Linked DNA regions of Homo sapiens: regions 1 and 2 are each linked to region 3. A link is a loop called in an ENCODE intact Hi-C map of the cell type or tissue named here. Cell type or tissue: chondrocyte. All regions are shown on one strand.

Region 1 (8,000 bases), 370 kb after region 3:
TTGATCTGGGCATGCAGTGTGAAATAAGCGCATCACGGGGCTGTGCATTAACCCTTTGAGCACATTATTGTTTAGTAAGATAGTATCCTTGTTCTTAGGAAGTACCCTCTGAAGTATTTATAAGTGGATAGTGGCATTATGTCTAAAACTTTAAATGATCCAAAAATAATACAGACACACAAATAAGTAAACAAATAAAAAATTTGAATGCAAATGTATGTATGCATATTATACATAAATATTGAGAGAGAGAGGCATTGAGAAGGCAAGATAATTATTTTTAAAATGATGAAATGTTAACAATGAGAAATCTAGGTGAAGGGCACATTGGAATTCTTTTTTCTTATTTTTTTTCTGTAAGGGTGAAATTATTTCAAAATAATTAAAATCTTTGTTCACATTGATGGTAAAATAGAAATTACTGTTACCTTTTAAAAAGAATATTTGACAATATGTATGAAAAGACTTAAAATATATATCTTATGAACTAACACACCTACTTCTGGGAATCTTATTAAGGAAATAATCATTAGCATGTGCAAAGATGTATGTGTAAGAGTGTTTATTACAGAATTGTGTATAACAAAGAAGCCTTATGGCAGAATCTTTAGAATCTCCTGAATGTATGACAGAAGATTCACTTTCTAATTAGGATGATTTTATGTATAATACAGTTTAGTCTTTAAAAGTCAGGTTGTAGCTGGGCACAGTGGTTCACGCCTGTAATCCCAGCACTTTGGGAGACCGAGGATCGCTTGAGGCCAGGAGTTTGAGACCAGCCGGGCCAACGTGGCAAAAAGCCATCTCTGCTAAGCATACAAAAATAAGTGGGGCGTGGTGGCTCGTACCTGTGATCTCAACTACTCAGGGTGCTGAGGCACAGAATCGCTTGAACCCAGAAGGCAGAGGTTGCAGTAAGCTGAGATTGTGCCACTGCACTCCAGCCTCGGCCACAGAGGAAGATCCTGTATCAAAAAAAAAAAAAAGTCATGTTGCAATAATAAATAATTTCAAATAGGTGGGAGGACACTGAATGTTCCCAACACAAAGAAATGATAAGTGTTTGAGATGATGGATATGCTGTCTGATCACTGTTCATTATGTATGTATTAAAATATTATAATTATGTGTCAATATAAAAATCCTGTTGCAGAAAAAAATATTTGTTGTTCTGGAAAATGTTCACAGTATTATAAATGAGAACAACCTAGTTATAAATCAGTATATATTATATTTTGCTTATGAACATTTTTATTGAAATGATACTGTTAGCAGTAATTTTTCCTGAGTGTTGAAGAGGTAGTGATTTTATTTTATTTTGGTTAGTTGATCCTTTTCAGTTTTTCTTCATGTAACATATAATACTTCTGAGTAAAAAAAGTTACATTGAGTGGAAGAACATTCCCAGCCAAAATATTTAGGTGGCCATATAGTTAAAGGTATATAGTACAGTTGGAAAACGTCTTGTCCATAGCATCCAAAGTCATAAATTACAATACTACCTTTTAAAATTAAATGACAGTAATCACTCTCTCAAAGGTAAATGGTGCCTTTAATAAGAATGGTACTAATGGTATTACTATATAAGTGCACCTGGTTTTAAGTCAGTTTCCTCAAAATATGTCCCAGAAATCACCCGTGTAAAATTTACCTGGGATGATTATTAAAAATAAAGTACTTTGAATGGAAATCTTTGGGGTTAAAGTCAGTGAATATACATTGTATAAAGTTAAGTCATTTATATAAAATTTGAGGAATCTGATTTGTCAAGAACTAGAGTTAAAATGAGTAGTGTTTAATAATTTGTTGTATAAAAGTATCATACATTCTTTGGCTGGAACATATACATTCTTTTAAAATATGATTCAGTTTAAGAAAAAGTATGGATTTTGAACACATTTTTGTTTAAAACAACGCACAACCATATATTCTCTATTTGGCAACATTTGAGGGGTCCACTTCCTTTTTATCCACTATAAGATGACTTTATATACAACGAGTTATGTTTTATGTCCCATGAATTATATAGATGCTTTTTTATTCAAATTCATGGTATAGAGTACTCCAGAGACCACATGAGAAGAGCCTATGAACCCATGAGCTGCGTCTGTAATAAAGATGAACTACCTGTTTCTATTGTGGGTGCACAGACCCACTTAGCTTTGTTGATGTTCTTTCTGTAGTTTTATCCTGTGTCGAGCCTGTTCCTTCCAGACAGGAAGAAATGTGTGCTCTTGATTAAGTGCCTAGGTGAAGGATGATTCACGCTAGTCAAACTTATTTAATTTTGAGTATATATGGGTTTTTAAAAAATTAATTGGTATGTGAAAAGGATCTTTCACATTTTGTGCGTGATACTTAGCAAGTACCTTTAGGAAAGAGTTACTTTCTTATTTTTAAGTAAAAATATTCTCTTGATTATGGCTCTTTTTCTTTTTAATTTCAGATTTTGTTGATGGACCTATACACCACAGGGCTTTACTTATATCTGTGACTGTCTGTAGTTTGCTCTTGGTCCTTATCATATTATTTTGTTACTTCCGGTAAGTTTCTAACATGTAGATGCAAAATTTTTAATTTATAGTGTCTTCTTTTTACTAATATTCTGCTTTTGCCTGTTAGTGTTTCTCACCACAGCTTTATTTATCTTAATTAGATCTTATAGTTAACTGAAAATGTCTGTTACTGTTGATAAATATTTGTCCTAATGAAGTTACAAATAGATACCTATCTCATTTCTGCTTCAGACTTCAAAACTACCCATATAAATATTTTATCCCTAGGGAAACTAGGGTAGTTAGAGACTTCAGAGACTGGTTGTTACTTAGGTTTGATTCCAAGCAGAGAAATGGCCATGTTGAACTTAAGAGTTGCTCAAATTCCTTATTTTCTAAGCTATAACGTTTCTGATTATTAAAAGATTTTAAACATAATTTATAGATTAATCATTAAAATAAGGTCCTTTATTATATTAAATTCGGTAATTCCTATTTTTTTAATGGCCTATGAACTTATGTTCTAGATTGTGAAATATTAAGGACCTTGATATTTATGTCATTTGCCTTTTGATTAATTTATTACTCATTTGAGATACTCTGCAAATGGTCAGATTAATTGATTCAAATAAATTCATTTCTAATTGAAAACTTAAGTATTGACAAAAAGTTTTTAAAGATTAAATTTATATTATTTCTTTAGATATGACCTTATATAAGAGAGTTAGCTATAATGATTTTTGTACACCCAAAATTTACATCTTTAATTAATTAGGGACCTTAGAAAAGATTTTAAGGAATAATATTGGAGCTATTTAGAAACACTAGTAGAATGTAGTCTGCTTGGATATGTGCAATTTGAAATAAATAAAAGAAGAAAAATTGTAGATGCTTGAGACTGAGTAAAAATATGTAGTTTATTTAGTTTATTTTAAAAAATAGGTTAGCCAAACAGTAATGAGTTTTACTTGGGAAACCATAACTAAGAGTAAAAAATATGAAGCATTTAATGTATTATATTTAGGTGCTAAAATAAAACTGCTGTGATTACCATTTTAGTTGCAATATTTTACTCCATCATTGCATTTCATTATCTAAAATTATCTTCATCTATCCATCTTTAGGTATAAAAGACAAGAAACCAGACCTCGATACAGCATTGGGTTAGAACAGGATGAAACTTACATTCCTCCTGGAGAATCCCTGAGAGACTTAATTGAGCAGTCTCAGAGCTCAGGAAGTGGATCAGGCCTCCCTCTGCTGGTATGAGAAGAACACATCTTGAATTTAAAGGAAATGTTTTCTGAAAGAACTGTCAATGAATATGGGGTTTCACTTACTGAAATAGGGCACTGGACAAGGAGAAAGCTCTATGCAGTCTGTTGGACATCCGATCTCAGCTGCAGGGCTTCCTGATAACATTTTGACATATTGAGAGTAAGGTGATTGTTTTTTAATGTAGGTGTATGGTTACAATCCAGACCCTCAGACATTCTGATGAAGAGCAGATTAGAAAACATTAAACACGGGACCATCTTCCCTGTGTTTTCCATAAGGATAGCATTACCGCACTTTGGCCTGGCTTTTGAAGGCTAAAGTATTACAACCAACTGGCTTCTCAGTATTTCTACAAAGAAAGAGGGTTGCTTTTCAGCTGTGGGGTTTATGTTTCAGGGTAAAGTTCTGGCTTTTCCATTCAGGAGAAGCTTCATTTTCTGATGGTCAGCACTGCCAACCTTGAAGAGAATATATGAGCAAATACAATTTGAAAATCAATAGTATTACACTTATTTTTTTCTAAAAGAGATGTACAAATAGTAAAATCCCTTTTGGTATTAATGAATTAGATGCTCTTGGAATTTAAACTGAGTTCTTCCAGTGTTTCTTGCCTTCAAACTCATCTTTCCCATTACTGTGGAGTTCTTTCTCCAAAACCATTGATCTTGCACTGTTATGTCCTGGGTAAAATATCCTAATACCCAATACTGCTTGCAGGTCTTCTTTCCCAGCTTGGTATGTGTGGCACATAAACTCAACCTGCCTTCCTGACGTCTCCTCCCACCTCTTCCCAGTATGCTGCCTGGGCTCTAGCATCACCTTTGAGTAATTGTTTCTCAAATACAACATATATCCACGTCATTGCAAATGTAATCTCTTTACTGGACATCACTCCAACTCATGGCTCAAGGCCTACCTCATGTTTTACCTCTGTGACAACTTCTCAGTTACCCCAGACTAAGCCAGTCTATTTATCTTCTGTGATAACATTTTATTTTTAGCACTAATAATGGCCATTTAAAATAATGTTATAATTAGTGGTAATGTTCTTGTGTCTTTTGGTGGAGTCTGTCCTCTTTGGGGTAGAGGTTACATTTTGCTCACTTTCTATCCCCAGTAGAGTGGCTGATTTATTATAGGCGCTGTTCAATAATTTGTTTTTAAAAAGCTTTCAGCTCCTACTTTTAATAGCTATAAAAATACTGTCTTGTTTCTATAATCCAGATACCAAAAAATAATATTTGGCTCACATCATATAATGATTAAAAGCATATATTCTCAAGCCAAATTGTCTGGGTTCCAATCCTGGCCAGACATTGGCCTTTAAAACTAAATCAAATTCTCATTTAGTCCTCATAGCAACCCTATAAGGTAGTACCAGAAATATCAGTATAACCCTGTATTACACATCAGGGGATACAGGCCCAGATAGGTCAGCTAGCTAGTACGTGGAGAAGCCAGGATTCAAACCCAGATGATCTGTGCTCTTAACATTAGTGAGATGTGAACTAAATGTTGGTTAAATAAAACAAGAAAGTGCATTTGATGGCGGTAGGATGGGAAGGAGGGTTCTATAAAACTCAGTTCAATAAAGAAAAAGTCTCTATTACAGATTTATTTTCTGGTTTTAAGATTTGGTTATTAAGATAAACAATGCAGAGGTATACAGTTCTCTCTCCATATATTGATATGTGAGTGAATACCTCATCTTAACATTGATTTGTTATTAATTTTAATAACATAATGGGCAAATTAGTGCCTTATATATAACCACATACTTGGACCTTGTGTTTAACAAATGACTTTATACGTGCCCTTTAATTTTGCATCTTTTCTTTTTCATAAAATGTCAATTTTTTCCTACTTTAAAAGGAAATAATATCGTAGGGCTGTTGTAAGAATTAAGACTGTGTGTGTGTGTGTGTGTGTGTGTGTTCTGTGTATGTCTTCTCACAGTCCTGGAATAGTGATAATTCTTTATAACTCCTTATACATTCAGTTATTCTCAGAGTACATGAAATATAGTGATCTTTTTGAAAGTACAGTTATAGTCATTGTATCTTACAGGCATTTTATTTATACAATCAATCTAAAAAGTTGGTATCTAAGAATGTAATATAGAATTAAAGTTTAGGTACAGAAGGACCAGAAACATTTGCTAAATCAAATAAAAACTAAAATAAATCAGTTAAAAAATTTTGAAGTTATATTTTTAGGTCCTTACATGTTATAATAGCTTACTTTCTGTCTTTGGGATAAGTTGTTCCTATTCTATCAAGTATCGCCAATTCTGTCAAAACTTATAATTAAATTATAAAATGTATTATCGTTAGAAAAAAAAGCAGATGCAAAACTGCTTATGTTAGGAAATTCTCCATAGACTTACATGAGCAATGCTTTGTAAGATCTGTAAATTAAATATTTTTCTTTAATAAATGTGGGAAGTTTCCTCTCAAATGAGTGATTTCCCTGTGTATGAATTTGGCTCCCAACTGGTGCCCATGTTGCTCCTGTTTCCTTGTTTGGAAATGGAGTACAGTGGACTCAACATGATGTCTCATGGCGCACAGGGCTCCTAAAGAGAGGACGGCTGCATTACACATAAACTTGCTTGCTTATTTCCATCAAGCTTCAGTGGCTTCATGGTACATCAGCAGTTCTTTTTTAATAAATTACGAAATTTATAATCTTCATTATAAATAATATATAATATATAATGTCCCCCCAAAATGTTCATGCCCTAATCCCCAGGATTTTTTTTTTTTTAAGACAAGGTCTTACTCTGTCACTTAGGCTGGAGTGTTGTGGTGCGATCTTGTCTCATTACAGCCTTGACCTCCCAGGCTCAAGCGATCCTCCCACCTCAGCCTCCCAAGTAGCTTGTCACTACGGGTGTGTGCTACCACACCTGGCTAATTTTCATATTATTTGTAGAGCTGAGTTTTTGCCATGTTGCCCAGGCTGGTCTTGAACTCCTGGACTCAAGGGATCCTCCCTCCACAGCCTCCCAAAGTGCTGGGATTACAGGCATGAGCCACCGTGCCCAGACCTAATCCCTAGAATTTTATGTTCTATGACAAAGGTGAGCAAAGGTTGCTGACGATAAGATGAGATCATTCTGGATTATCTGGGGTGGCCCAATGTAATTGCATGGCTCTTAAAAGTACAAAAAGAAAAACTTTAAGTTTTTAATTGGTGTAAAGTATATCTCTACAAAGAATACGTTCCAGTTTGCTGATCAGGTGTTATAAGAGTTATACGCTAGATTCCTTATGTCCTCTAAATTATATAAATTGTAATAGATGCTTAGCCCTTTCAATCTTGGAACCATTGATATCAGAGTTCTTCAAATATTTTACTGTAAGTACAGATGTGATGAAGATCATATATAAAGAGACATTTAAATTTAATGCCACTTAACTCATATTTTCATTCTCTTTGTCTGTACTCCACTCTTTATAATATTGTTCAGAGCTCTCTTAGAGCTTGGTAAATAATATTATCTCCAACTTGTTACTTTCTCTTATTAACTTTTCTCTCTAATATGCTGGTTTGTCTACCTGTTTTGCATTTTTTATTGTGACAATTAACTGTCTCATTACAAAAATGTAATTTCCATTAATCTTTTCTTGCTTATTTTTTATTCAATTTTCATTTCATTTAGAGTTACTTGGCATTCTGTATCTCAGAATTCCAGTATGTAATCTGAAGAGGTTAAATCTACTTGGGTTGTTTCTGTTGACTCTCATTTATAGTGACTGTTTCTTTGTTCTAAAGAATTCATTCTCTATAATCTTCTCTCATTCTCTTTCTTTCTTCTCTCCCTCCATTTTTTTTTGTTCTCCTTTTTCCTCCCCATTCTTGGATATTTCCTTTATTTCCCTGTGAGCCCAGGAGTGCATTACAGTTTATTTCTTATGTTATACCCATGATCAAGTTGTATGGTGGCAAGAGTTCCTTCAAAGTACTATTATCCCGCCATAGTCACGGCATGAAAAGTATTCTGCAAATGGTTTCCTCAAGAGAGAGCATTTGTAATGAGGAGCCTTGGCATGCTACCAACCCATAGCAAATTTAGTACCATTTGATGCTCTCTGCTTAATGCTGAAGCCCTAGGTTCAGTTCCTCTGGTTTTAAAGGAGTCAGAGTTTAAACTCTGGATTCCAGTTCTGGTATTGTTCTTTGCCCAGACGGCAGCTTGGTTTATCGTTCCCTGGTCTGGTCTCA
Region 2 (8,000 bases), 340 kb after region 3:
TGTATGACAAATATCTCTTAAATCAATATGGACTAGTTAGAGGCTTTAACTTGACTCTAATAAATATTTCATTCTGTTTTAACCATATATGATGAATAGGATAGCTGTGTCTCAAATATAAATTTTATATCAAATTTTTAATGAATCAAGTCAAATGATATGGTAGATTTAATAAAAAGATAGAAATAATGGTATTCATTTGGTCTTCAGTTTTCCAAACATTTTGAAATTTTCCAAATTTTAAAAGGAATTTGACATTTAGTAAAGGTAAACCTCTTTAATGAAAGATTTCTAAATGTTTGTGTAGTTGATTGGTTTGTGAAATTGAGATTCTCTTAAGATAAACTTAAGACATTGCATATTGAAATAGCATTCTGAATGTCAAAGGATATTATAAAGATAGATTTCTAGATATTTAAATGATGAATTCTAGATATTTTTCTGCCTTGCATAGACGCAGAGGTAGCTTTTAACCATCTGGAAATGTTACATAACACACTGTGGTCAGTGACATTTTTTTCATTCTTTTTCCTTTTTCTTTTCTTTCTTTTTTTCTTTTCTTTTTTTTTTGTTTTGTTTTGTTTTGTTTTGTTTTTGACTCCTAGGTTTCTTTTCTTTTTTACCTTTCCACTGTCATATGCCATGGGTCCTGAACATAGCTCATTGCTTGACCGGAATAATGTCTCTTGCCAGCTTATAATCAAAGGGACTACTGAGAAAAACAGCTGAGCTGTATTAGGCAACCACAGTCTGGGCTGCATTTCTTAACTGCTGAATAACATATCACAGGTGCAGGATTAGTGCTGCCTACGGTGCTGGGCTTTTTAGTGGAAACCCCTAGCAATTCTGTGCCTCCTCCTCATGTCTCTCATCCTAGGGAGCCTGGCAACCATATATCAAGCGTACAGAAATCAAAAGTGAGTAGTGGGAGAAGCTTTATATCTCACAGAGACTGTTTTTTTTTTCCCTCCAAAAAATGTAAGCAAGATGAGTAAAGCCAATTCTGGCACAATAAAAGCTGTTAGAACTTAGCCTTTTTTGGCATAGATGGTGAAATAGACTAATTCAAGGGGATCAAAAATTTTGTCTAAAAAAATTACATGGCAAGAAAATACCATGTAGCCGAACTCTTCTGGTAGTGTATAATTTAGCTTACTTTTAAATTAATGATGTTCTTATATGTATTATTTTAACTTTTGTGTTATGTGTGAGTGCGTGTTTGCCCCTACACATTTTCAACACTGTCAAGGTTAAAATCAAGTGTTGTGGTTGTATAAAGGTCTTGTGGTTAAATTTTTTATAGTTTTTGATGTTGTGAATTCTTTTACTATTAATGTATCAACTATACACTTCTAAATTCATAGGTTATAAAGGTCTAGGTTTCTTTCTTGCAAGTATGAGTTTTAAAAAATGCAAAATGATTCTTTAAAGTATAAATGTAATGATTTAGATGTTAGATCAAATGAATGTTTCAAAAATATAGTTGCTAAGATATTTATTTTTTACCAGGAAGGATATAAATTGTTTTGGCATGATAAAGTGTACATTTGGAGAAGTGAGGGCAAGTATATTTTAGTAATTCATATCATTTTTGGTAGCTATCTTAGAAAATTTTTCTGTGACGCACAACAGATAAGTGTAAAAGCACATGGGTGGCACTGCAGATTTTAAACAGTTTTCTTTGGTTTACAGTTTGTTCTCTTAAAACTATGATGGCTTTCTAATGTTTACATTGCATTCTTATTCATTTTATTCCTGGTGATCATTATTCCATATTGTTTCACCAGAGATAGACCTTTAAACTCATTGGTGATGATAATAGTTGATAATAGTGTTTAGCTTGAAATATATATACTATATTTTATACCTCAAATATTTAAATATTTGAACTAGCAATATATTTGAATATTTTAAAGTCAGTAATAGCTAAGGTTACCTTTAACAGTTTTCCTATTAGAGGGTATGGTAAGGATTAGGAGCAGAGAGGTTCTAAATGTTTTCCAGGTTTTTTCTTTGGGGAAAAAGAATAGCACAAACACGGTGATTTGGTTTCTGGTTTGTCTGACTTCATTGTCACTTCCCTTTACATATATGCATCTATAAAATAGTTTTATACACTAGGCTGTCTTGGGAGTGCTTTGCAAAGCTGCAGAGTAATTTTTGGTGTGGAGGCAAGTTGAACATCTACTTTGATTAGCTTCGGAACTCTGTGAAGCAGAGCATTCATAGAAACTGCTGAATAAAACCATAGCTCCTGGCTTGGAAATCTGCCAAGTTCTAGTTGACTCTGACATTATTGTCAAAGAGACCACGGTTCAGTTTCTTTTCTAACAATGTGGAGCTGAATTGACACATTAAATATTTTAAAATACAAAGTCATTTTTAATTTTTAATCATTCTATCGGCTGAGATTATGCTATTTTGTGACAGTGGCTTCAGTTTGATGTTGCATATTTTTAAATCATGGTTACTTGCTTGTCAAGTTAATTTTGTTCTTATATTGTTGCTTTTATTAAAAATACTTATAAACAAGTTGTGTTTTAGAGATTTTTCAAAGGTTTTTAATTTATATAAACATTTTGATTGAGTTTCTCTAAATTCAAAAGCAGAGTAAAACCTAAGGGAAAGGCTAGCTATTGTTTTAAATTTAAAGAGTGTAATTATGATGTCCAAAGAATTTTTATTACTATCATAATTACTATTCCTGCTGAGGTTTATAATTCTATGTCTGCTGAGGTTTATAATTCTATGTCAATTACCTGGAAAACAAATGAATATAAATGTTTGTGTTGTCTGTTGACTTGTATGTCATATTTACTCTTCTTATGATTTTTTTATGTCATAGTCTGGTGTTGTCTGTTGACTTGTATGTCATATTTACTCTTCTTATGTTTTTTTATGTCATAGTCTGGTATCACATAAAATGTTTGAGTGATTGAAGCTTTTATAGGTCTCTTGGCAGGGTTTTTCTGATGTGAAAATGTTGAAAACATGATTATCCATCATAACCCGGGTGATGTGTAATGTCGATGTGTGAGTATGGTGAAAAGAGAAACAATGTCAGTGAATAGAAACACTCACAAATATTTTATGAAGCCCTGGTTTCTAGAAAGAGCCAGCAGTTATATTTAAAATTAGTGTGTCTCTTAACCTACTCATTAGTGTTGACCATGAGTGGCTGAAATTAAAAACTGGCAATATCCCTGGTTTTGGTGGTTATGGTTTCCATAAAAGATACTGGTTGATTACTGCCACACACAAAGTAATCTTCCCTCTTATGCACTCCTGTCTAGGACTTAATTTGGCAATTATGTGGCATTGTGACATCTCTTTTATTGTTTTCCTATATGTATTTCGGCTTTCCATATGTAGTTGATTTGTCTCACAGTGTTCCACGTGTAGCTGATTTGTCTTACAAGCAAGATTGTTATTTTATTGAGGACACCGTCAAGTACTCTGGGTCATTGTGTTATGTAAATGGATTTAATGATTATTTGCTAAATGAATCAATGTACCAAGAGATGAAAGAAAATAAGAATATTTTAGTCATCCTTGAACAAACTTTCAGTATGTTTCTTAAGCTGAAAACCTTATATTTTTATAGACTCTTTGCTCACCGTGATTAATCTAGAAAGGAAGGAAAAGTAAAAGGCAGTAAAATGAAGCAAAAGAAAGAGGAATTGAGGAAGAGGAGAGCCAGGAAGGGGAAAAGATAATAGGGGAGAAAAGGAAAGGAAGACAAATAGAAACGGGAGATAAAGGAGTAGGGAAAAGGAAGAGAAAACTGAATAATAGTAAGAGTCAGCAGCACATAAAACAACAATTTATTATTATTGACAATTACTATGTGCAAAGAACCATAGTTGATGCTTTATGTGGATTTCTCCTCCACCCCACTGCAACCAGTGAGTACTGCTACTCTCCACGTCTTCTATAAGGAAGTTAGTTAAGTCACTTGCTAAGCCATTTAAGTAGCTGAGCTCGAGTTTGAACCCATTTGTCTATTTTACCCTACATCGTCATCAAGTCTAGCTCCACTGCTCAGTGACCATACCTGATATTGCTTTGTCATCTGACATTTCACTCCTGCATAGCATGTCCAGAAATTTAGCACCAACATCTTCCCTTATCTTTTATCTGATTTCTGTCTGTTGAAGGAGAAAGATTCCTGTGTAGGTAACATCACAGTTAATATTAGAAAATCTGTTCTTTCCCTACATATGATTTTGCTCTGGTATTTTTTAATAAAAATTGTATTTATATTTTGTTACTTTCCAGAAAAGTTTAGGCATATGTCCCAACTTTTTATTAATTATTTAGTGTATATATATATAATTTTTTTTTCCTAAATTTTTTGCTGCAAAGAGCATAGAAAATGATTTATTTGAAAGTACTTTAGTATAAGGAAAAATGGTTAGGTGATGAAAATGAAACTCAGGCCTTTAGAGTTGAAAAATTTAGACAGTGAATTGAGTTAAATGATTCAAGGTTTAAGTGTTGAAAATAAAAATTAGCGATTAAACTATCTGATGTCACAAAGTTATTTTAAAAATTAATATTGTTTTAAAGCTCTAATCAGAGTTTTATTCCTGTGTGAAATAGACTCTTAAAAAAACTGTGAGTATTTAAACTAGTTTTGGTTAAGAAAGAAAATGGGCATTGATTTGCATTATTTGTTATCATAACGGTACAAATAGCTGTAGGATGGGTCATTCCCAAAGTTGTTGCTAGCCAGTTCAGTACTTTAAAATTTTTCTTCCACTAACCTCTTTACCCTGGACATTTAAAGTGCAAACTTGTGTAATATGAATTTCAATTTCTCTTCTTGCCCCTGCCTGCCCTCTGGTGTAGAAGGTGAAGAACAGTGATGAGAATCAACATTTGGTTAAGTTTTGTGATATTCAAAGAGTTTAAAAATGAAAAAGATAAAGGAAGATAGATTATTAGTAGACCTTGTATGACACAAAATGATTATATGTCACTTTTTAATGAATTTTAAAGTCTCATATCCATTTCTAAGTGCATTACATATTGAATTTAATATTACTTGAATTTTCTCTACTGTTCATACAGATTTTTCTCTCTGCATTTAAATGTGGCAGTGGATTTTGATACCCTTTTGACTATGACATAAAACAGTCCTTTATATCACAAATTAAAAATTTTTTATTTATGATATTTTTGAACTCATAAGAATATTACTAAAACTAAATACAGTTAAAACACACTTTAGGATGTAATGGATTAATTTTGAAGATAAAATTTAATTTTTGTAACATTGTACTCTTGATATGTAATAGTATGAAATTTTTTTTACATTTTACTTTTGTTCTGCATTTTGTTTTTTCTGCAAAAATCACGTATATGAGTATATAATAATATAAAATAATATAGAAATATTTTTAAAATAAGGAACTGATTAAGTTATATACATTAAAGAAGTTATTTTACAGTGTTTATATGAGGCTTCCAGCTCATTATTGTCCACTGTTTTCAATTAAATACTTTAAAGAAATTATAACTCTACCTTATTTCCTACTACAAGAGATTCCATAGAAAACATGTACATAGCTAAAAACATGTATATAACTGCAATATATTTTCCAGAAAAGATATTCAGGATATTCAAGAAAAATAACTTCCTTTTTAGTCCTTGTAATTGAATGGAAGTCACAATATTGCATTCTGATAGTTAGGTAATTTCATGAAATTTGATTGATTTGCCTGAAAAATCTGTAAATCTATTTCTAAAGAAATATTCTTAATATTCTATTTTTGTATTATTCCTTATAAGAATCATAAGGAATATAATTTAGTCGTGATTCAGTAACACACAAACATCCTGTGAAAATAATTCTATTGTTTATTTGCACGCCAAAAATCCAACGATCCTCTGAAAAATGAGAACCAATTTTAGAGTGGCTTCCAAAAGCCTTACTTTTTATTATCATGATAATTTAGTTAGTAAACTAAACTATATATATAACTATATAATTATATAGAGGCATATATAACTATATATAGTTATATATAACTATATATAGTTATATATAACTATGTATAGTTATATATAACTATATATCTATATATAGAATATATAAATATAAATATATTTATATTTATATATAAATATATAGGTATATAAATATATAACTATAGTTATATATATATTTAATTTAAACATATATATTCAATTAAATTTAAATATATATTAAATCAAATTAAATATATGTAACTAAAGTTATATAACTTTATTATATATAGTTATATAGTTTAATATATAGTATATGATATAAATTGTATATTATATATAGTTTATATAATATAGTTATATACATAACTGTATATAGTTATATATTTACATATAGTTATATATATTTACATATAGTTATATATAAAACTATAATTTATATATTAATTTATATATAACTAATATATATGTAACTATACGTCACAAGCTAAGTGAACCACACATGTGTAGTGTCTGGATTTACACTGTTTTAAAGATCAGTTATTAGAGAAAGAGGGAAGAAGAGAGAAGAGAGGGGAGGGAGGGACAAAGGAATAAAAGAAAAAAATGGCAAAATGGAATGGGCTCTTAACGAGTGACTTATTTGATATAGTATTTATTCCTGAGAAATTTCCTGAAAGGGTAATTTTTCTCTGTTTTTTTCTTTATATTTTCTGTCAGGTTTATTCATGATTCTGTTTTTAAATATTTATTGAAAGCCTATAATTATTTAAAATGCATTTGGGAAGAAATAATCAATTTTGTTGACATTTGCTTTACAATTAACTAGAAACTATTCACTATTTGACTTTCTTTCTTTCTTTCTTTTTTTTGTTGAGACAGAGTCTCGATCTGTCGCCAGGCTGGAGTGCAGTGGTGTGATCTCAGCTCACTGCAACCTCCACCTCCTGGGTTCAAGTGATTCTCCTGCCTCAGCCTCCCAAGTAGCTGGGACTACAGGCATGTGCCACCATGCCCAGCTAATTTTTGTATTTTTAGTAGAGACAGGGTCTCACCATGTTGGCCAGGATGGTCTCCATCTCTTGACCTCATGATCCGACCTCCTCAACCTCCTAAAGTGCTGGGATTACAAGTGTAAGCCACCGCGCCCAGCCTGACTTTCTTTGGTGAAAAACTTTTTTGTAGATTTTACTCTATTGATTTAGTAAACAGAATGTACTAAATTACATTTAATTTTTTTAATGGTTAGATACCTTCCAGTTGTTTTCAAGGGTTATCATTTTTTATAAAACTAAAACAAAATCAAGTAAAATGAGGATTTCATTAATAAATATTTATATGAGTCAACTAAATGTATCTTTTATCTCTTTTGATGGCTGCCTAGTATATTAGGATACTAATATAATAAAATGTGAGAAAGTACATTCTTATATGTTATTTTAATCAGATATCTGATATTTGGGATATATCTTCATTATTGCTAATCCACTGGATGTTTGTTAGTCATCTTGATGTTTACATTTATTATGAATACATGTCATTTGTCTTTTCTTCTATTTATTATTTCAGCATCATAATTACCAGGCAAATTCATATTTTCATAAAATGATTATTTCTATATATGCATGTAATTACCTTTTTAATGTCATAGCTGATATGTTCTGTCTTGTTTATGATCCAGAATGCCTGACTTGTGTCTGTGAGGCTGGATTTTGTACAACTTCAGTATGACTTGATATTAAAGTGATCCTTGTATAAATACCTTTGCATAATTATAAAGTTAGATAAAACAGTGCAGTTTCTCATTGGCCCTTTTCTCAAATGTGGAGTACACATGAAGATCTTTTTTTTTGTGGCTTTTATTTTTACTTATTTATTTATTTTTATTATACTTTAAGTTTTAGGGTACATGTGCATCTTACCATCTTTCTTTTTCATGGTTTTCTTAGCGTTTAAGGTGAGTCTCCCCAGGTTCATTCTGCTGCTGCTTCTCTTCCGCCTTGCCTTATATCTGTTAACTTACACATTA
Region 3 (8,000 bases):
CCATACCTGAAAAGAGGCAGACTTTTATTCCACAATTAGAGAGAAATAGTTTAAAAGCACATGTTCTAGAATGTTACTTAGCATTGTATGCCTTGATTTATGACAATATATTAATGGTGGTCAAATCCTTTACCTTCAGTTTTGAGAGAAGAGGGGGGTGGAAAAGGAAAGTGGTAGGAGTGAGGATATCCATGAAGAGGAAGGAGAAGGGGAGGCTGACAGCATAGAAGCAAGCTGTGTCCCCAGGTCTGTCCTATTTCTCTACTTATAAATTCCCCAAATAGTTCAATTCCAGTGGGCCTGGGCAAATGTCTTTCTTAATGGGAAATATGCCTGCAAGTGTTTGAGAGTCCTATATACACTGCCCTGGTTTCCTTATGTAGAAGCAGAGGGGAAAAAAATCTTGCTTTTGCTAAAATTTGTCATGCACCCAATGAAGCCCCTCCTTTCTATTCTTCTCCCCCCAGTGGTCTCTATTTACTTATTTATTTATTTAGATATGGTGTGGGCATGTGGGGGTCTCACTATGTTGCTCAGGCTGGTCTTGAACTCAAGGGATCCTCCCACCTCTGCCTCTGAGTATCTGTGACTACATGCATATGCCACCACATCTGGCTCCTATGGCCTTTAAAGGCACCAAAATCCAAGGCTACAGTTAGCAATATAGGAAGTGTCTTTTGAGTCTGCTGTCTTGGTAGTTACACCATTGTCTTGGTTCAAGTATTCCTTCTTTCAATGACAGACCCTTAATTAGTTTTGTGCTTTCATTTCTCCCTCTCCAGGTACCTCTAAATGATCTCCTGAAAATCCCAGTCCACCATTTGACTCCGTGGCTTACAAATCTCCAGTGCTTCTCCATTACCTAATAAGGAAAAAATCAATTTCATTAGTATGTTTGAGAAGGTTATTTCTGAACCCTGCTTAGCCTAAGAGAGTCATCTGCTGCACCTTCTCCTCATCACTTGGATAGCAGCACTGAGATACCAGCTGTTCTCTAAACACGCCATGCTTTTTCATAGGGTTCTCCTTGCTTAGGATGTTTATTCTCTTTCTAGCCCCGCTTTGATCTCTAAAGATCCTTCAGGACCCTTATGAAATGTGACTACTCTAGGAAGGTTTTCCTGAGATTTCTAGGCAGAATAGTTCATTTTTCTATGCTCCAAAAATTGTGTGTTCATGCATTAATGCACTTCTCATAGAAAGTTCTATATATTTTTTAAGTATCTTGTTTCTTCTGTATTATGAGTTTCAAGAAGGAATGGACAGAGTTTGCCTCTCAAATACCAGGACTTGGTTTGTCATAGGCACTCAAAAATGTTGATTTTTGAATAGCTTCTTTCCAAGGCTCCCCATTCCTGCTTACAGAAATGTTACCATCTAAGGCCCACCTCAAACACAGTTTCCCCTGTACCCCATTTTCTCCCACCTGGAGTGCTTTTTTTTTTTCATCCCAAAGACCTACAGGAATTTCCTTTGTTCTCTGATTTGGAATTTTAAAAAATATATTTAAACAAGGTATTTAAAAAAATCTGTCTCCTTGTCTGCAAGTTGATTGAAGTGGAATCTGTGTCTTCTCTATCCAGAGATGCCTGTATTCCCTGAATCAGTATCTTATACCCAGCAGATTCTCTGAAGGATATTTGCTGAATGGAGGAGTTAAGCCAAGGAAAGATAATCCTTAGTGCAACTTCTGAAAAGATACAGGTGACAATACCACTAGCTCCAAAACATTCTGCATAATGTCTGCTTTATTTCACTGCAGTTTATGAGTGCTCCAATTCTAAGGGAGATTATACAGCTGTCAAATACAAATTATCAGTAATTCACACAGTAGAAAGGATAGATTCAATCAGGTTTCTTTCCTCTTTAAACTTGCTTAATGTTGATGAGATATTGACAATGATCAACACATTACATTTTTAGTTCTATGGATTTCCAGTAAATTCTCTAAGCTTTTCTATGTATACAATCATAAGCTCTGTAATGAATTATAATTTGGTATCTTATTTTCAATATTTAAAACTCATATTTCTAAACTCACATTTCATTTTCGATAATTTATTATTTTTAGTTAATTACATAATAGCTCATAATTCCTTGCTTTGTCTTTTATTTTAATGGTGTAGAAGTTATAATTTCCGTGTCTTCAAGCCCCCTTCTCCCCACAAAACACTTAGTTAATATGAGGATGGAGATGATGAAAAATTGGATTGAGGACCAGGTAGAAGGTAATTTAGGTAGTCATATGCTTTATTGTTTTGAAAGAAAGGAGGTGGAAAAGGGAAGGGGTGGGAGTGAGGGTATCAGAGAAGAATTGGGATGAGAGTAAAATGAATGGATTTTATCTTGGAATTCTTGGGGCAAGAGGATGAGTACTGGTACTGGGGACTGGAACAGTGGTTGAATAAGGAAGGTCAGATGATGTCAATGACTAATTTCACTTGTTTTGGAAATTTTCTTTCAGATACCTTTCTTCTTCCAGTTTGGCATTAGAAATCACAATGCAGATATATCATGGGGCAAAAAGACCTTTGTGGAGACTCTAACATTGCTTTTATAGAAAAAACATGACCACATCTTCATACACTCAATAAACACTGGGGGCACCGCCTGCTTTAAGTGCAAGCTGCATAAAATAAATTGATACACAAATGAATTTTTTATTGATAAGTGCAAAAAGATTACATTTAATGTTTAAAAAAGATTTAATAGAAACAATTTAAGAAAAGGGAGTAGTTGAAAGAAAATAGTAGGCTAAGAATTGAATATAGAAATAGATATGAAGAAAATTGGAAGAAAGTTACTTCAGGGTGAAAAACTGTTAAAAAAAAAAATGACTTAGATCACACACTTGGTGGTGACCAGAGACTGTTTGTCAATATTTTGGAGGAAAAAAATTTTACAGAAGGAGAAAATAAGTAATGCTGGAGAGTGGGAAGCTGAAAGGTATTGAAAGGAAAAGAGTATTTGGAAGTCACGAGATATCTCCCTGGGAAATAGAGTTGGCAAAATGGCTGATTTTAAAGAGGTTAACTATTCTCCCCAAATTTCTGACTGTGAACTAGCTTACTTTATATTTACCCACTTAGAAAGTGTTTCAACACTTAAAGACTTAGCAAGGAGACCACAAAGTATAAGACGTTACATACTTTTCCAAAAGAAACACGACTAACTGTAAACTGTCATCAAATACAAATGGAATGGGTTTTCTCTTTTGGGTTTTATTTTTTTATTTTTAATTTTTTGGTGGTTGTTTTCGTTTAACGGTTTCAAAAAATATGTAGAAGGGAAATATTTCATTTCCCTTGGACGCTCAACTGTATATATTTCAAGATTCTTAAAACCCCCACCTCAAACTGCAGGCTTAATTTTAATGTGTTCATTTTTTACAAGGTGTGTCAACGTTTTATCAATTTCTGAAAAGTGTCTATGGCCCCGAAAAGTTGAAATCCACGACATTATATCATCTCTGCGAGCCCTTTCCAGCTCTCAAGGTACAATAATTCCACGAATCTTTGTTCTTCAAACCAGGAGGTTTTCTGGAAACCTTCTTAAACAACCAGGACAGGACCCATGAGGGAAATCTTGGGGATGCTCTGAGCAGCGGACGGGGCTTGGGAAGCGCACCCCTGTACCCGGGCTGCCTCCGGCCCGCACCCCGCCGCTCCCCAAGTCGGCTCCGCACTCCGCACACAGGCGGCGGCGCTGGGGCCGCTCCAAGTGCGTTGAGAAGTGTAATCCCTCCGCTAAGTACTTGGCTCTCAGTCTCCAATCACTAGTGGGAGCTGGAGAGGGCAAGTGAAAAAAAAAAATTCCAGAGGCAGCCGAGGAGCGAGAGGGAAAAAAAAAAAAAAAAAAAAAAAAAGTCCCGCGGTGGCGGCGGCGGCGGCGGCGGAGCGGCCGCGGCGGCCAGAAGTTGACGGCGCAGCCGGGCGCGGGGCGCGGAGTCGGCGGGGCCTCGCGGGACGCCGGGCAGTGCGGAGACCGCGGCGCTGAGGACGCGGGAGCCGGGAGCGCAGCCGCGGGTAAGGCGCGCGCGGCGGGGCCCCGTCCCCTGCGGGTGGCCGAGTTCCCGAGCGCGCGGGAGGCGGCCGAGCCGGCGAGAGCCGGGCAGAGCGAGGGGCGGCGCGGGACGGGTAGCGGCTGGGTGCGGAGCTGGGCGGCGGTCGCCCTAGGCAGGACGGAGCGCGCGAGGGAGAGGGCGAGAGCGAGGGCGGGCTGCGCGGCCGTGGGGCGGTGGCGGCGGCGGGGAGGGGGTCAGGCGGTGGCCGCCTCGGCTTTGTGCGCGGGCGGCTCTGCCGGGACCCCGAGGCCTCGTGCCTGCGCAGGCGAGGAGTCGGGGCAGCGGCGGCGGCGGGCGGGACACGTGCTTCGGGCTGTAGGGACGCCCCAAGGCAGGGAGTCGGACCTGCGAGCGGAGGGATGGGGCGGGAGGGCGAGCTGAGGGCAGTCGCGGAATCCGGGAAATGGGAGGGAGCCCGGCGGGGCGGGGGCCCAGGGCCAGCCCAGGCGGGACCCGCAGGCACCCACCTGCCCCGGACGCCTCCCGAGACCCAGCCTTGCCGTGGGGGAAAGTGCGCAGCGGGCTGGTCCCGGCGCCTTGGACTGGGCTCCGTCTCTGCTTCAGTTGCCTGTCTCTTCTCCTCTCTCTCCTGCTTCTCTCTCTCTATGCCTCTCTCTCAAGTTCTGGGTCTTTCATTCTCTCCCTTTTCTTCCTTTCTCCCTTCCTCTCCTTATTGCTATCCTTTGCCTCTCCCCCCGGTCTCTCTTTCCTTCCGTGCGTCTGTCTCCCTCTCCCCACCGCCTGCTCTGGCTCTCCCAGTGTGTCCCTCCTCTGTCCCTTCATCCTCTTCCCTCTGTCACTTTCGCACAATCTTTTGGTCTCTCTCTCTCTCTCAAGAGGCTTTCGCTCCCGGTCTTCCTGGCTCCCCTGTCTCTTGCTCTCTGCGCCCATCTCTCTGCTCGTCCCTCTTTCTGTCCAGGCTCCGTGTTTCCGCCTGTGTTTGGCGGTGTTGGAGAAGAGCCTCTGGAAGTTGTCCGCTGTGGTGCGGGTCTTACTTCTTTAGAGCTGCACCCCTCCAGCTGGGTCCTGCTGTTTGTTCTGAATGGAAACGCTGCAGTTCCCTTGAGTTATTAGAAACTGCTCTTTTCTTAGCCACCTTTCCAGCAAGGTGAGGTCAGTGACTACGAGCGGCCACAAAGGTGCCAGTGAAAGACAACGGAGGAAGAGAGCCGTTTCACTACCTCCAACAGATAAAGAAAATGTGTTAATACCAAACTTACCTGCAGCAAAGCAGAGCCACCTGAGAAAAGGTTCTTGAGTTCTGCAAAGAAACATAAAAGGCTCCACTGGAAATGAGAGGGTTCAGCTAAAAAGTGTTTGCAAATAATTTGAAAAAGCACTTAATGGAAATCTCTTGCTGTGCTAAATTGATGCCAACGAATCTCTGTTTTCTTACATATATTTTTAGGATTCCAGTGACAACTCTCCTAATTATTGTTTTGGGCAAGTTATGGGAAATGTCCTGTGTCAACTGGGATGTTAGTATTTAAGAAAATATTCAGTCTTTGTACTTTATACCCCTTTACACTCTAGTGATCAAGAAGAATTATTTCTAGCTGTAAAGAAAATAGTAAAGGATTCGTCAGTAATTTTAAAACATGAGACATGCCGGTGATCAATAATGTTTTTGGAAAACTTTCATTATAAGGATGTTTTGAAGGATGTTACATCTTAGTGAAATATGTAAGTTATTACACACTTAGATCATTGTGCAATGCAAAAAAGTTTGTGTTATAAGCAGATCATAGTAGTGATGTCTTTTTATGGGAAACATAGCTGGGAAATTAATTGCTCTGATTTTCACTGTTTTCTTTAGTCATGCATAATGTACCTTTGTGTTTAGCAAAATATGGCCTAGAGCTACAAAACTTGATACAGTGTGTTATTTGTCCAATCTGAATTACCATTTAGAAAACCACCTTTTCCTTTTAGTTACATGATATAAGTTGATATGATCTCATTACTCATGTGCTAGGGGCCGCTGATGAATTTTAATGGCACTGATTTGTGTTTTTAAATCAAAATGTTAGTTTTTGGTGAGTTAAAATCTTGATTTATGTCATGTTAGTGAATCATCACTATTTATAGGGGCTTTGCCACCTTGTCTGCCAGGTGCTGCCCAGCATTTAGTCTAGGCTAGGTTGTCTGAAATTCCCTGTTAGATTATTGTCCCTGAGTGACGTGCTGCCACGGCCTGCTTATGTATGTTTCTCTAAATGTTCCAGTCGTTAAATAATATTTATTAAAAGGAAATTGACTTAAATTTTTCCTCATAAGCTTTGGGAACTGTGTGAGATGGCCTGATAAAGTATTTTTATTACAGTAAATGCTGATTTATTATTATTTGTTTAAAAGTATAAGGCAGTTTAAAATGTGCTTATCTTTTGCCACATATAGCACCTCCTCCAGCTCTTTCTGAGCACTCAAATCGTATTTATCATCCAAATCTAAAGTCAGTTGTCACCTACTCCAACCTAGCAGAGCCTTCCTGATTTTCAGAAGCCCCCTCACCACTGCCTCTGCCTCTCAGGCTTCTGAGTGCCCCTCTTTCGGTGTCCACCTCTGTGCTGTATGGTTACTTGCTTGGCGCTTCCTTGTTGGACTGTTATCTCATTGAGGTGAGATAGTGTCCCTTGTTTCTTTTTCTCTGAATTTCAGATGCCCAGCACAGTACCTGGTATGTGATAGATACTCAAGAAATCCTTGTAGGACGATTGGTTCTTTTCCAAATTACCTCTAACTTGTGATACTGATTCTTTGTGGATGCAGTAGCTCAAGGAAAATACTTAAGAATAGTGTAATAGCAGATCATAGACTTAGGATTGAAAGAGTCTTAGCATGTCATCACACACATTAATAATATTAAAGATGAAGAGGATGAGGCCCAGAGAGTTTGAAAAACCATGCTCAGAAATAGAAAGTGAGGCTAGGATGGCTATGGAATTGAGACTTTACTTTTTTCACGGTGCCACAATTCTTTTCACTGGACTCATGTTTGACTTCTTTCACTAGAAGTGGGTAAATATGTCTATAATTAGAAGCTGTAAGTTTTACTCTAAACTCTGAAGATTTCTTTTCATGTCATCCAATAAAAGCCGTGCATGAAATGTATCACTTTGCAATAACTGATAATCATTTCTGATGCATGTAAGCATGGAGGTAACACCGATCTTTAAGAACCTTGACTCCTAAATTATTTCTATGTGGTAGGCATTGTTCTGGGTGATAACTGTGTTGGGCAGAATTACTATTTCTTACCTGCAAAGAAGATTTAAGCTCTCTGGACTTACATTTTCCGCTGTATAATTCTGTGTGTGTGTGTGTGTGTGTGTGTGTGTGTGTGTGTGTGTGTGTGTTGAAGGGGGTTAGGGAGAAGAAAAAGGAAGTTTGGACCAGATTAGTGGTTCTTTTTGAAGTTTTCTTCAGAGACTACCAGTTTAACTCCCAGAACAACTGCAAATTCATCTGTTTTACATATCAGACTTCCTGGTAAGCTTTTGTTTTAAAAAAGGCTAACACAGCTTTAAAAAAACTTGAAGACCACTTTACTTGTTGTCCTCCAGTCCCTCTTCCAGTTCTTGAATTTCATAATCAAGATCATTTTTAGCTTTTAAATATGGGTATTCAGAGGATGGTTGGTGAAAGTATTAAAGACAGAAGGAAAAACTGATTTTGCCTTAGAGATACTATTAATAATTTCAGGTTTCCATATGCTGAATTTTATATGATGGCAGAAACTGAAGTAGAATTGTTGAGATATGTATAGGCAGGCCAGAATTCAGGGAAAGGAGGGGTTGCGGCTAGAAAGGTAGATTAAAAAGTCGCTTATATGACTTAATAACTTAAATTGAGTGAAAATAAAACTTTTTAGGCATAGAGTACAGAGAGAAGCCAAGATTTAGGAGTAGACAAAAAGGACATTTTGTTATGTTATTTC

Evidence for each region. Hi-C counts contacts between places; a loop is a spot of excess contacts. Peaks named below come from ENCODE experiments on the same cell type or tissue, not always from the same donor. Only the 100,000 strongest peaks of a DNase experiment are listed, where the experiment ranks them.
Region 1: a loop joins it to region 3, with 2.5 times the contacts of the local background. A loop is called at or near these places in 7 of 110 quality-filtered maps.
Region 2: it touches region 3 in a loop (6-fold over the local background); 19 of 110 quality-filtered maps call a loop at or near these places.

What each region holds. Positions count from the first base shown.
Region 1 is chr4:95,121,364-95,129,363 of GRCh38, forward strand. BMPR1B (bone morphogenetic protein receptor type 1B) reads left to right here. Exons shown (of 13, transcript NM_001203.3): 7 at 2,447-2,543; 8 at 3,620-3,758. Among named protein-coding and RNA genes, the nearest start is that of BMPR1B, 370 kb to the left of the region's middle. In chondrocyte, CTCF peaks have their summits at 3,745 (motif pointing left) and 3,959; no DNase peak of the experiment used is centred here.
Region 2 is chr4:95,090,711-95,098,710 of GRCh38, forward strand. The region is part of intron 3 of BMPR1B (bone morphogenetic protein receptor type 1B); the gene reads left to right. Among named protein-coding and RNA genes, the nearest start is that of BMPR1B, 340 kb to the left of the region's middle. In chondrocyte, CTCF peaks have their summits at 4,860 (motif pointing left) and 5,063; no DNase peak of the experiment used is centred here.
Region 3 is chr4:94,754,044-94,762,043 of GRCh38, forward strand. It overlaps BMPR1B (bone morphogenetic protein receptor type 1B), which reads left to right and starts at 3,912. Exons shown (of 13, transcript NM_001203.3): 1 at 3,912-4,025. It overlaps BMPR1B-DT (BMPR1B divergent transcript), which reads right to left and starts at 3,490. Exons shown (of 3, transcript NR_121610.1): 1 at 3,351-3,490; 2 at 787-862. In chondrocyte, CTCF peaks have their summits at 2,631 and 3,721; a DNase peak (open chromatin) is centred at 4,238.